2 separate regions of the Mus musculus genome follow, and region 2 is linked to region 1. A link is a contact called in ENCODE Hi-C or POLR2A ChIA-PET data. All regions are on one chromosome and are shown on one strand. Each heading gives the region's core, a stretch centred on a gene start or an enhancer-like site at or near the end of the contact. The rest is flanking DNA. Distances are from core to core; before and after follow the strand shown. Region 1 holds the start of Alkbh5 (alkB homolog 5, RNA demethylase). Region 2 holds the start of Atpaf2 (ATP synthase mitochondrial F1 complex assembly factor 2).

Region 1 (6,456 bases), core at 1,585-4,084:
CCAGCTTCACGAGTTTGAGCATACACACAGGCATGCACTAACTACCAGCTGGAAATCCCTTCTAAAAACGTTTTGTCAAGACAACCATCTGGAAGCACCACGCACATCTGAGACACTCAGAACAGTTGCAATCTAGGCCTCACGATGAGAATTAGTAAAAGTCCCTTAACCAGGCTTACCTTTTTTAGGGCTGAATGGAGACATCCTCCAAATAAAATTTCACTTCATATAAACACTAGCAGTGTTCCAACAGATGATTTACTCTGCTGGGCAGGGCACTGAGCTAATTCTTAGCAGGATCTGGGGCCCCAACTGGCCAAGAGCCTAAGATGTGGTCACCAAATCACAAGGCCAAACACCAGGTCAGCAAACCAGCTGTATTTTGTTTTACTGGATCCCCATAACTGCTATGGCATTTCTACAAAGTGTCCTACAGAGGCCTAAAACTAAGCAAGAATTTTAAGAGCATGCTGCACTTATTTCTGGCCAAACCATTACAATGTTCAATACCAAAAAATCATTCTTCCTGAGAATGGAGAAATCTATATCAAAAATCCCCCAAAAGTCAAGGACTCTGCATTTTCTGTTAAGGAATCCATTACATTTTGTTAAACAACAACAAAAAAAAAAAAACAGAACAGAGAAAACTTTTAGATAAACTTAACAAAACAGGGAAAACTTTAGTTAAGCACAGGTTTTTAAGATATGGAAATGAGGTCCAAAACCGAAAGTGATTTGCTTTAAACCAAAAGGAAAACATGAAGCCTTGTGTTCATTCTCTAGGCACCACCAAAAAAAAAAAAAAAAAAAAAAAAAAACAACAACAACAACAACAACAACAACAACAACAAAAAAAACTGGCCAGTGCACATCTGTAATCTCAGCACCTGGGAGGCCAAGACAGGAGAATCAGACATTCAAGATCATCCTCCTTTGTGTAGAAGGTTGAAGGCTAGCCTGGGCGACCTGAGACCCTCACCCCATCCCCACCCCCAAAACGATAAAACAAAATGCAAGACAAGGAGACCACATTCATAGAACTCGAACTCCTATGCTAGTCTTCAGAAAGATGCTTTCAGATGAATTCTCAGATAAGCTACTATGGCCACTTCAAACCTGCCTGCAGGTACACAATTCCACATTAGTCTTATCCTGCTATGAGTTTCAGACACAAGCTTCCTATGGTTTGCACGCAAAAAGAAAAAAGGCGAGTCAGAACCATAATAAGAACCGGCTCCCGCCAGCTGTGGCTTCCCCGGAACCGGGTGGACACTTTTAGGCGGCAGGGTGCAGGGCCAGCCCCTCCTCCCAGGTGTGTTACCTGAGCACAGTCACGCTCCCCCTGCGCACCGGCAGAGAAAGCACAGGTTCCGACACCCGGATGGGCTTGAACTGGAACTTGCAGCCGAAGCAAAGTGCCGAGTCGCTGAAGAAAGACACGGACACGATGGGGCGCTCGAAGATGTGGATGGGGTCAACGTGGGACACGATGCAGCCGCCGGGCTGGTAGTCGTTGATGACCGCGCTGTTGACGAAGCCCTCGGGGATGACGCGGTGCTCCACCAGCTTCTGGATCACCAGCTGATGCACCCAGTCCGGGATCTCGTCGACGTCGCCCGGCGGGTAGAGGCGCTCCTGGCCCGGCCCGCGCTTCTGCAGCTGGGCCCCGTACGTGTAGCCCTCGCCGAAGAAGTACTTGTTGCGCAGGGGGGCCCGGTCCACCGTGTGCTCGTTGTACAGGCCCTTCTCGGCGCGGGACACCACCTCATCGATGCGGGCCTCGATCTTGGAGCACTCATCCTGACTGAAGAGCCGGATCTGCCGGATGCCGCTCTTCACCTTGCGCGCCTCTTCCTCCTTCTGCAACTGATGCTCCTCGTAGTCGCTGCGCTCGGGGTCCGAGTCCTCCTGGTATTTCCGCTTGGTGGTCCCGGACGCCGGGTAAGGCTCAGCGGCGGCCGCGGCAGCGGCAGCGGCAGCCACGGCGGCGGCCGCAGCGGCGGCGGCCTCCCGACTGCCCGCCTTGTAGTTGTCCCGGGACGTCATGGACTTGAGCTTCTCCCGCAGGTCGGTGTAGCCGCTGGCGGCCGCCATGGCCCCCGCCAACTCAACTCTAGGGTCCTCCGCGGCGGTCCGGCATGGCTCTCAGGGGACCCGAAAGGGACCCGAAAGGGAAGCGAGGGTCCTCAGTGCCAGGCCCCCATGCGTGGCTCAAGGGACCAAAGGGGTAGGCGTAGAGGGGCCGGGAAGGGGTCGAACCTCAGCCGCGGTCGGTCATGCAGCACCAGCTACAGCGGGGCTTCCTCCTCCTCCACCTTCTCCGCGTCCTGAGGGAAAAAGGCGCCGGCAGCGCCTCATGCCGCGGAGGGCTTCGGCCAAGACTCCGCCAGACTCCCGGTCGGACCCTCAGACGCCCGGCCCGGCCCGCACTTTAAAGCTCTCCTCACGACGTCACCGCCAGCCCGCCCGACCTCCGACAGCGCCGCTCCTTAGCGGGCTTCTCGACGCGCGTGCGCACTGCCGGCGGCCACGAGACTCCACGTACTTTGAGCATGCGCGTGCGTGCCGCCCAGTCGGCGGAGAGGCCGGCGCATGCGCAGACGAGGCCCGCTCGTCGGCCGCCGCCCCTCCCCCCACCCGCGGAAAGCTTCGAGAACAGCTCCCGAAAACAACAATTTGCCTGCACGCCAAGCCGCCTCCGGGGCCGAGGGACTCCACCCGCCGGAGTGTGCTCGCGGTGTCCACTGGACAGCGCTGCCGCGTCACGGCATCGTGCGGATGCCCGCAGACGCCTCAGCTTCCAGCGCACAAATCCTCGGGAATCGCCACAACCCAGTCCGCCCCGTGACCGCCCCCTTTGGAGCTTCCACTTTCTTAATTGGACTGCCGGCCACGCGTTGGGCAAACACGGACTGGAGTTTCCAGAGTCGGTTGGTAAATCATGCTTGTCAATCAACTAGTCTCCTTGGCTACTGCGTCCATCACTTAATTAGCTTCGGGCAGAAGCTCGAGGACCCCTGAAGAGTGAATGGGTGGCTAAGTAAGTGCCTGAATGGAGTTCTCGGCGACGAAAAGCCCTCAGGACTCCGGTGAAGCTTCGGAAACAGTGGAAAGTTAAAATTACGGGCAGGAGAGCATCAGGCCCAAACTGTGGAGCAAGCCAGGACAACAAAAGCTGGAGGCGCGCGGTCCGGGCACCCACACCCCATTCCCGCCGCCATCGCTTCCCGAAGCGGACGTTCCACAAGTCACGTCCCGGGACTGCCCACGGGTCGCGCAGCCGCGGGCACGCGCACGGGCACGTCACGTTCCTACTGGGGTTGGGCGTTGTTATAGGGGGCGACAAAAAGGCTTTCCTGTCTGAAGGGCGCAGATTTACCACGGATCGGTCCAAATTGGAAATATTCTTCAGACAGAAAATAAATAAATTGCACAGTGGGATGGTAAATGCGTCTCAGCACTCTGGAGACTGGTTGGAGGATAGCTCACAAATTGGATGCCAACCTAGGCTACACAGCGAGCCTCTGTCTCAAAACAACTACAACAAACCCAAACAATAAAAAATCCTGAAGCGGAGGAGAAAGCCTGAACAAAGGTTTAGCCGTGCTGGAGGTCCCTGGGCACTCCAGCAAATAGGAATAGCAAAGAGGTTCTGCTCTGAACCTCCCCAAGATGAATTCCAGCTTCCTTTTCTGGTTCCCAGTCCCTTTTCCAGTCTTTGATACTCCGTCAGATTTTCATATATCGCCGCCCCTCCTGGCTGTCCATGCTGTCTGTCATCTGTAATGCCTGTCCATCTACAGTGTCTGTCACACAGCTCACCCCTTGTCTTCCAGGCATCCCAGAGTCTGGTGTGTAAAACCAGGAACCAGTACTTACCTCGAACGGTGGTTGTGAGGATGGAATGACGCAGCAGAAGGATTGCTGATACAGCATCCAGACCTCAGTCTTCTAATCTGAAAACTGAGGGTGGCAGCAGTCTCTGTTGGAAAGTGGGGACTGTGTGGTAACTTGGAAAAGTTTGTGGAGTGGAAAGCCAAGAAATTAGGGAATCCAGGCCACCCTCTCTCCCAAACAGCAGGCAGACAAAAGGGAAATGGGTCTGGGGATTCCCGGGGCAGCCCCTTGGGCCCAGGTGACAGAGAGAGGGTGGAAGGGCAGCTGCAGGTAGAAGATGGACTGAAGGGCAAAGCCAGCTGAACTGGACTTGAGCCCGGTCTGTACTGTGTGAACACCTGGTGGGTCTCTTACCTGAGCAGTTTGCCTGGGCAGATTGAAGCTTTTCAGGAGCCCAGCTCTCTAAGCCTCTGATCTGCCTTTCATGGCGGGAGCTCTTTACCACTGCACCCAGATGCACCTAATAGCTAAGGTCCCCAGCTCTGCTCACCCAGGCAAAAATGACCCTCTTTGGGTACGGTGCACACCTTTAAACCCAGCACTAAGTTTTGTGTGTGTGTGTGTATGTACCTCAGGAGTTCAGGGCCAGCCAGGGCTACATAGACTGCCTCAGAAAAAGATTTTTTTTTTTTTAAGCGACTATCCCATAGGTTGAACTCTCCAATCCCAGGGTGTTTTCTCCTTGACTGTGCTTTTTAGTCAAGCCCAGATCCTGTGGGGAAAAAGCCAGGCTGCCTGGGTTGAACTTCACAAGGCCACTTGCACAAGTCCAATACTGTCCGCACTCCAGCAGCAATTTCATAATTATACCAGCCTCACTGGGATATTTTAGGGATTAAATGAGTTAGCATTTATCCAGGGCATGGCACATAGTAAAATTTGTTTGTTTGGTTGGTTGGTTGGTTTGTGTTGGTTTTGTTTTGTTTCTTTCAAGATAGAGGTTCTCTGTGTAGTCTTGGCTGTCTGGAGCTTGATCTATAGACCAGGCTGGCCTTGAGCTCACAGAGATCCGACTGCCTTTATCTCCCGAGTGTTGGGATTAAAGACCCTGGTTTTTGTTTTTGTTTTTTTGTTTTTTACATTTTACTTATTTGTCTTTTTCCCCCCTTTACATCCCTACACAGCTCCCCTCTGTCATCCAAGTCCCAACCTTACAAATCCCTCCCTCCACTGCCTACTTCCCTTCTTTTCAGAGAAAGGGTAGCCCCCGCCTTGGGTAGCACCCCACCCTGGGACATGTAGTCCCAGGAGAACTAGGCACATCCTCTCCCACTGAGGCCTAACCAGGCAGTCCAGGTAGGGGGAAGGGCAAGAAACAGACCCAGACAGCTCCCACTCCACTTGTTAGGGGACCCACATGAAGACCAAGCTGCACATTTGCTACAAATGTGTAGGGTCCAGGTCCAGCTCCTGTATGCTCCCTGGTTGGTGGCCCAGGCTCTGTGAGCCCCATGGCCCCAGGTTAGTTGATGCTGTGGTTTTTCTCATGGTGTCTTTGAACCCTCTTCCTTGCTCACTTCTATCCCCAACTCTTCCACAAGACTCCTTGGACTCCTCATGATGTTTGGCTGAGGGTCTCTGTATCTGCCTCCATCTGCTGGATGAAGCCTCATCAGGAGACAGTTACACTAGGTTCCTGTCTGCAAGCATAGCAAAGTATCATTAGTAGTGTTGGGCCAGCTCTCTCTCACATGGAATGGTTCTCCAGTTGGAGCAATCATTGGTTGGCTGTTCCCTCAGTCTCTGATTCATCTTTATCCCTGCACATCTTGTGGGCAAGACAAAATCCTGCCTGGCTACAGGAGGCAGTCACTTCAGACTTTATATCCCCCTCTGGTAGAAATCTCAGCTAGAGTCACCCCATAGACTCCCCGTATCGTCTCCAGTCCCAGGCCTCCAGCTAGTCACCAGAGATGACCCTGGTGATTTCCATTGTCACTCCCAATCCTCTCCTGCCCCTCCCTGATATTGTTTCTTGAGACAAGGTCTTGTTCTATAGCAGAGGATGCCTTTGAACAGATCTTCCTACCTTTGCCTCTTAAACTTACCTTTATGTATGTGTGTTCATGTGTGTGCAGTGCATTTGTGTGTAGGTACATTGTGACATGCATATTCAAAGCCAACCTCAGGTATTATTACTGGAGTGCTGCCTACCATATTTTGAGACAGGATCTTCTGCTGGCCTGGAACTTGCTAAGTAGGCTAGGCTGGTCTGGGAATCCTGTCTTAGCCTCCCCAGTCGCAAAATTACAGTTGTCTACTTATTTAAAAAACAAAAACAAAAACCTTGGATTCTGGGGGCTGAACTCAGGTTTACCAAATGAAACTTCTCCCAAGTGCCTTTAAGACAATGTAGGGCTGGAGAGATGCTTAGTCTGCAAAGTACCTGGGACATAAACATAAAGAGTAGAAGTCAGATCCCCAGCACCCATGTAAAGAAGCTGGATGATGCATGCCTGTAGCCCCAGCAGTAGGGGCAGTGGGATGCTGGTGAACATTTTGGAGACAGCCAGAGTCCTGCAGCGTATTGACAGATAGCCTAGGGGCTGGTGAGATGGC
Region 2 (6,651 bases), core at 2,494-4,993, 120 kb after region 1:
CATAAAAACTTGCATACAGCTGATAGTACATACATATAGTCCTAGTACTTGGGACAGGGAAAGTAGGAAGGTCACTTGGAGTTAGGGGTTCAAAGCTAACCTAGGCAATATACAGAGATGCACACCACCAAACCAAAAATCTGTATATGAATTTCACAACAGCATTAATGATAATAGCCCCAAAGTAGAAATAACCTAAAAGTCTATCAGCTGATCAATGGCTAGACAAAATATAGGCAACGTTTACAAAGAGCAACAACAGAATGGAATGAAGTACTGACATGTGCTGAGACATGGATGAGCCCTGAATATATGCTATGTAAAGAAGCAGGTCATGAAAGGAAAACTATGTGACCCTATTTATACAACATGTGCGGGACAGGTAGAAGATGAACCTAAGTTTTTGGGTTTTTTTTTTTTGTTTTTTTGAGGATGGGTCTCATTCTGCAGCCCAGATTCTGGCCTCAGGTTCTGAATTTTGGAATTACAAGTGAATACTACCAAATCTGGTCTCAGAATAGGTAAATCTGCAGAAAAAGATTAGCCTAGGATTGGTAAGTGTGATGGCTGAGGTGTACAAAGGTTTCTTTTGGGGCAATATAAATGTTCTAAAATCTGGTGATAGTTGTATAACTTTGTGAATATCCTAAAAATCATTAAGGGTACACCTTGAATAGGTAAACAGTATGGTATGTGGAGTGTATCTTAGCAAAAGTACTTAGGCCAAACAAGCAGGTATACTTTCATTGATTTGACTTCAGAGTCCATGCCTTTAACTGCAACAATATTCTGCTTCCTAAAAATAGTTTAAGTCAAACAAGAAAAGCAGGAAAGAAGTTGAATTATGAAAGACAGAACTTTTCTCAGAGGGCTGAGTCTAGAGAAGACCAATTAACATAACAGTTCCTATGCCCCTACCTGATCACAGTAACAAGCTCACTGGCAGAGATGTAGGGGAGCATTCCGTGGCACGACCACCAACCATTCCCACCACTCGGCATTCCACGGAAGGATATGGGCTACCCGACACCTACCAACCATGCCTCTAACTCAATCACTATTTCCACTGATTCACAAGGCCCCTGTCGAGGCAGGGAACAACAGACAAATGATAGGAACAGACTTCCCTTTGAAACCTAGTTGCTCTGGCAGCTATGAACCTATTACATCAGAAATCAGTAAATGGGCATAAATTCAGGGCCACTCTAAACATGATCCATGTAGAGAACTCACTTCCAGAATTTTATGATTGAATGAATTAAAAAAACAAAAAGCCTAATTTTTTTCATACTATAGTATCACATCTTAAGGAGGAAAAAAAATGATTATCACAGTAGGTAACAAGACTTGAAATAACTCAGTCACAGCTTTCCAATGACAATAAATACCATACTTCATGATAGAGCTTTATGGGGAAAAATTACATTTAATAAGAGTATGGTTTTCCCAATCTCAAAGCTGAGAGAACTATTTCTACAAATGGTAGGAAAGAAAAGAGCTGATGAGTGTGCTGCAGTTAGAAAGCAGAGACACTCTCGAGTCTTTGGAGTGGGAGATCTATTTGCTCAAAAGAATCTGAGATGGGAAATTAGAACCAAGGGTGGTGGATGCTGTACATGTTCAATATACATCTCCCCGGGCCCTGGGGCAGTATGCACCTCTAAACCTCTGGCTTTCAAGGAACAAGACTTGGGGAACTACCTAGGAGGTGGCATTAGGAGAAAGCACACAAGGTGGGACAGGGAATTGGTCTTCTGGCAGACAGTTTAATACCTAGAAAGAAGAGTATTGTGGAGAGGGGAGATAGATAAAAGAGAAATATCTACTCCCACCAATCTCCTTCAGTTGGGAAAAGCTTCAAGGGGGAGAGAAAGAGGTGGAGTTCTGGAAAAGAAAGGCCCAGAGAAGATGAAGCTGAAGTTTCAAAGTTGTTCAGGGACTGGCAGCCACCAGCCAGTACTCAGATATCCAGGTCAAATAGGGGGAGGTAAGTGGACACAAAACAAAACTGTGTTAGATTTCCCAGTACTTAGGCATCTGAGGCTCGGAGGAAACTCTGGAGCTATGCAGATAACAATCAGCAACACTACAGCCAGCAATAGCAACCAGCTAGATCAAGGTGCGAGGTCTGGGGAGAGGCCAGGGGGACTGCCAGGGATGGGAAGGAGCCACAGCAGGGTAGGGTAAGAAGCCTGGGACAGGAAGCAAAGTGTAGCAGCGGATGCCTATGAACTGACTGACGCCGGGTTTTGGTACTGGAAGGCCCCACGAGACAAGGTCTTAACACTAAGTGGTGCAACTGGAGATATTTGGGTGTGAGGCTCCCTGGTCTTTGGGGAGCCTCAACCTCTGTGGGTTGTCTCAGCCAATGGAGGGAGGTTGGCCACCTCTCCCCCGTCAGCAGTGGGCTGACTGAGTTCTCCTAAGGAGCAATGTCCCTGGCACTCAGGATGGAGTTGGGGTCAGAGGAAAAGCTTCATTCCGGGAGAATGTGACACTGGCCGCTATCGAGAGGTACTGAGTTTGGGGCAGCCAATGGAGAGTTTTTCAGGATCCGACAGGGACTGGTGGGAGGGCTGGCTGGTGTAGGGAGGACAGGACTTGGGAAGAACCGACTCAGGCTAAAGGACGGCTAGTCATGGGGGAGCTTCCGGATGCCCAAGCCGGCGAGTCAAAGGCTCTAAGTGTGGGACAGTCTTCGGGGTCTGTCGGAGACTGGCCACTACAGGCTCTGAGTCTAGGGGTGGGCTAGGGGTAGGGTTCGAGAGTGTGACATCAGCTGGGCAGGTCCCGGTGGGAGGCGCCGGGTGCAGGAGGCCCCGGCAGTGAGAGGGCCTGGTCCGCGGCTGAGGGCTCGAGGAGCCCAGGGCAGGCCCGGCCCGTGAGCGCCGCGAGGAGGCCCTCGGGCCCGGCCTTGCCGCCTGGCGCTCACCTGCAGCACCACCTCTACGTCGTACGAGTTCCCCTTGCTCTTCTGGTGGCCACGGAACTTGGAGCCGCTGTAGAGCAAGCTGGTGGCCACGCCGGGCTGCTGGGTGTTGATGGGCGGCGGCGGGATGAGTGAGGCCGCGGATGTGGTTGAGGCACCCGCCGGCGGGGGACACTCGGTGCGGACCGGCATCGCGGGGTCCCCCGGAGCCAGGGCTGGGGGAGGGGGAAGGAACCGCCGCCGCCGCGCGGGAGCCGAAGCTGCGGGGAGGGCGGACCCGGGCGCGCACGCGCGGGGGAGGGGCCGGGGAACCACCCGCCCGCTGAGGCCAGACCAAGCGCTCGTGTTGCCACCTGGACCCGGAGACCTGCAAGCAGGGCCTCCCAGACCTGAGCTGGGTCTCCCTTCCCACTTGCCCTCGCGGGTACACACACACACACACACACACACACACACACACACACACGCACGCACGCACACACACACACACGCGCATACACACTCACTCACTCATACACACGCGCTCACACACACACGCGCGCGCTCACACACACACAAACACACACACACTCTGCAGCTTCCAATTGGCGCGGGCGCGCTGGAGAGGCGGGAGCAAGCTCACGCGGCGCTTCCGCCCATTGGCGGACAGAGAAAGCACGTGGCGCAGAGCGCGAACGGCCCTCTGGGACTTGTAGTTTTCTTCCCGTGGCGCGGCATGGAGGGGGCGTGGCGAGCACGTTTATGATGCTGATTGACGGGGGCGGGAGTGGCGCGCAGCGGGGCGCACGGCTGCGACGGCGCGCCGTAGGTGTCATGAGGAAGATGGCGGCGTGCTGAGGAGGCTGAGGGCTATGAACCCTTGGTGAGAGGTTTCCGTACAGAACCAGCGAGGGGTGTGGGGTTCTCTTCGCTCTTTTCCTGTACTCTGTTTCCACGCATGTGTCCACCCAGGTCCTTGGGCAGGATGTGGCGAATCTACCCCCGGCTGAGGGACCGGTGGCGCGGTCTCTTGGACCGGCGTCTCAGTGACCCCACCGTCTCAGTATGGCCGGGGCCAGCTCCGCAGCCTCCGGCCCGGGCCTATGTCCCGCCAACAGGTGAGGCCCGGACATAATGTGACTTTTTGGTCAGGAGCCAAGTCGGGCTCACCTGGAGGAAGGTTTCTGACGTGCAATGCGGGGTGACAGGCAGGGTTCAGGCCTATGCGAATATTTAGAGCAACAGAGTTCTGTTTCAATTTGAAAAATGACATCCAAACAAGTGCGAGGGTGACTTTAGGGGACACAGCGTGCCCAGGACACGAGATATTTGGCTCTTGAGGCTTTTCTCAATTTCCTTTATTTTTTCTTTTCTTTTTATTTTTTCGGGGATAGGATTTTTCTGTGTAACCCTGGCTGCTCTGGAACTCACTCTATAGACCAGGCTGGCCTCGTACTCAGAGATCCTCCTGTCTCTAGTTCCTGAGTGCTACCACCACTACCACCACCACCACCACCTCCCAGCTTCAGGGTTTTTTTGTTTGCTTGTTTGTTTGTTTGTTTGTTTTTCCTTTTAAAGGGGAGCAGGTGTCTTAGTTGGATTCAGAAAGGAAAATTTGGGCTTTCAATCAGGACATCCAAGGTCACAGAGCAGACTGGTTGAGGCTATGGAAGGCAAAGACTGACCTGACTGTGTTGTGTCCTCATGACTGTGTTGTGTCCTCAGGACCCAGCAGAAGACTTGGCACAGAGGCAGGCCTTAAGTCTTCCACCACACACAGCACACTTCCTTAGGGGTTTGCGGGCCCTCTGTCCTAGTGCAGTGCCACAGCCTCTGCATTCTCTGCAGCTTTCTCTAAGTGGGAGTTTATGCCAGGCTTCTTTGACCTACTAAGGACTGTAATAAGACTGAAAGAAGGTTATTTCATTGCTTCTGAAAGAGAGATTGCTACAAGTGAGGTTCACTTCAGTGAATGAAAAGTAGTGATGACCTCTCTAAATTCAGTTAGTTGTTTTGTGTTGAGGGCATGTGGTCTCACCTGAATGATTCTCAACATCAGATGCAGGATTCATTATGCTTACGAAACAATAGTTTGCAATATATTGTGATATGGGAACTATGAAGGACTTAAGAAATCACAAGGATGAGCGTGTACAGGGTGATTGAAAGGGCATTTAAACTGGGGCTTGAGAGATGAGTAAGAGTTTGATGGGGGAGAAAGGGGGTGTAACATGTCCAGAGGTGATGACTGGGTGTTAGAGGTCTTGCTGCAACACTGCCCTCATTAGGCAACAATTCCATAGGCAGTTTGGCAATTGGCATAAGAGTACAAACCTGGGGTCTGTTGTTGGCAAAATCTCTGAGGTACTGTGGTCTTGGGCATGTATGATGTTGCTTTCTTTGGTGATCTGAAGCATGAGATTGCCTTTAAGAATTCTTTAGGCTGTAAATCCCATAATTTCTTGTTTCATTTAGTGTGTATATATCTGTGTGTGCACTTGGCATGCACATGGAGGTCAGAGGACAACCAGCAGGACTTGGTTGTGGCTTTGAGGGACTGAACTGAGGATGTTGGGTTTAGTGGTCAGCGTCTATACGTGGTGAGCCGTTCAATGGTCTATAGCCCATGATTTTATATAACTGGGGAAGGGAGTGGATGCACCAGGGAGCTGATTTTTGCTTATCAGGACACAAACGAAGGCCTAAAAGTGGGGCAGAAAAAGCCAGTAAAGACAAAGGAAGAAGCTAAGAGTAGCGTCACACACATGTATCAGCTGCTTGGGAGCCTGAGATAGGATCACTTGAGGTCATGGGGTATGGGGAGGAGGAGAACGGGCTTGACTTACAGATAGCTCTCTGTGCCCCATTCATTCATACATTCCTATTTTCTTTCACCTTTGACTACCTACTATGTGCTAAATAATGCTAAGAGCCAACTGGTAAGTCTGTAATACAGAAGAAAAGATGGCAGATCAAGCACCTCCACAATGGAAAACAAAAAGCATCCATGCGCTTAAATTGACCCTTTGCCTATTTAGTGAACTCCTGAATGTGTTCCTTTGTTTATGCCGTGCCTCCCTAGGGTATGCTTTGCTCTTTTTGTCCTCCCCAGGTGGGAGATATTTTTGTGTATCTTTGAAGTATGTAAATTATTAAGTCCTTCTTCTTTAAGAATCCACTTGTCAATGTTAGGAACAGCTACACCATAGAAACTTGTCAGGAGAGGAGAGGCTTTTGAAGGAAGGGCTCGCTGTGGGGTTGGAGGAGGAGGTCCTGCAGTGCAGAGACCTTTGTGAGGCCATTGCCACCCTCCTGCTGTTTTCTGCCCAGAGGAGGATGTAGTTTGGAGAAGCAGCATATGAGGTAAATTCCCAAAGAAATAAAAGCTTGAAGTCCTGTCCTGTTCCTACCATTTACAAATTGCCTCCTGTCCAAGGCAGCTTCTCCAAGTTTCTGCCACTTAAGAGACGTTACCTGCTTTGCCATTCTCATAGGAGTGTCAGGGACCAGACGGCTATCTGCTTTTGAAGTAGAGTTTTATTGGAACAAAGCCACATACTCATACATATTGTCTGCTTTCATTATATTGGCCAGAACAGCCTAGGGTATGGACCTCCACTCCAGATGAAAAGCAATTTGGAAAATAGTGCACTTATGTATTTGGCTGCAAGAATTTTTTATTATCATATATTTATTTGTGTATGCATGTATTTGGGCATCCATGTGCCACTGTACATGTGGCG

The links. A loop is a pair of places that touch in the nucleus more often than their neighbours do. ChIA-PET counts read pairs that join two places held with the same protein, here RNA polymerase II (POLR2A).
Region 2: a map of left cerebral cortex shows a loop between it and region 1 (8-fold over the local background). The contact joins the promoter of Atpaf2 here to the promoter of Alkbh5 in region 1. A Hi-C loop is called at or near these places in 1 of 37 maps with a recorded cell type or tissue (left cerebral cortex). POLR2A ChIA-PET finds 5 or more read pairs at or near these places in 4 of 5 experiments (Patski and embryonic stem cell).

Annotation. Positions count from the first base shown.
Region 1 is chr11:60,534,061-60,540,516 of GRCm38, reverse strand. Alkbh5 (alkB homolog 5, RNA demethylase) reads right to left here and starts at 2,834. Exons shown (of 4, transcript NM_172943.4): 1 at 1,322-2,834. The coding sequence starts at 2,094.
Region 2 is chr11:60,414,126-60,420,776 of GRCm38, reverse strand. It overlaps Atpaf2 (ATP synthase mitochondrial F1 complex assembly factor 2), which reads left to right and starts at 3,743. Exons shown (of 8, transcript NM_145427.3): 1 at 3,743-4,026. The coding sequence starts at 3,867. Gid4 (GID complex subunit 4, VID24 homolog) reads right to left here and starts at 3,632. Exons shown (of 6, transcript NM_025757.4): 1 at 2,933-3,632. The coding sequence starts at 3,121.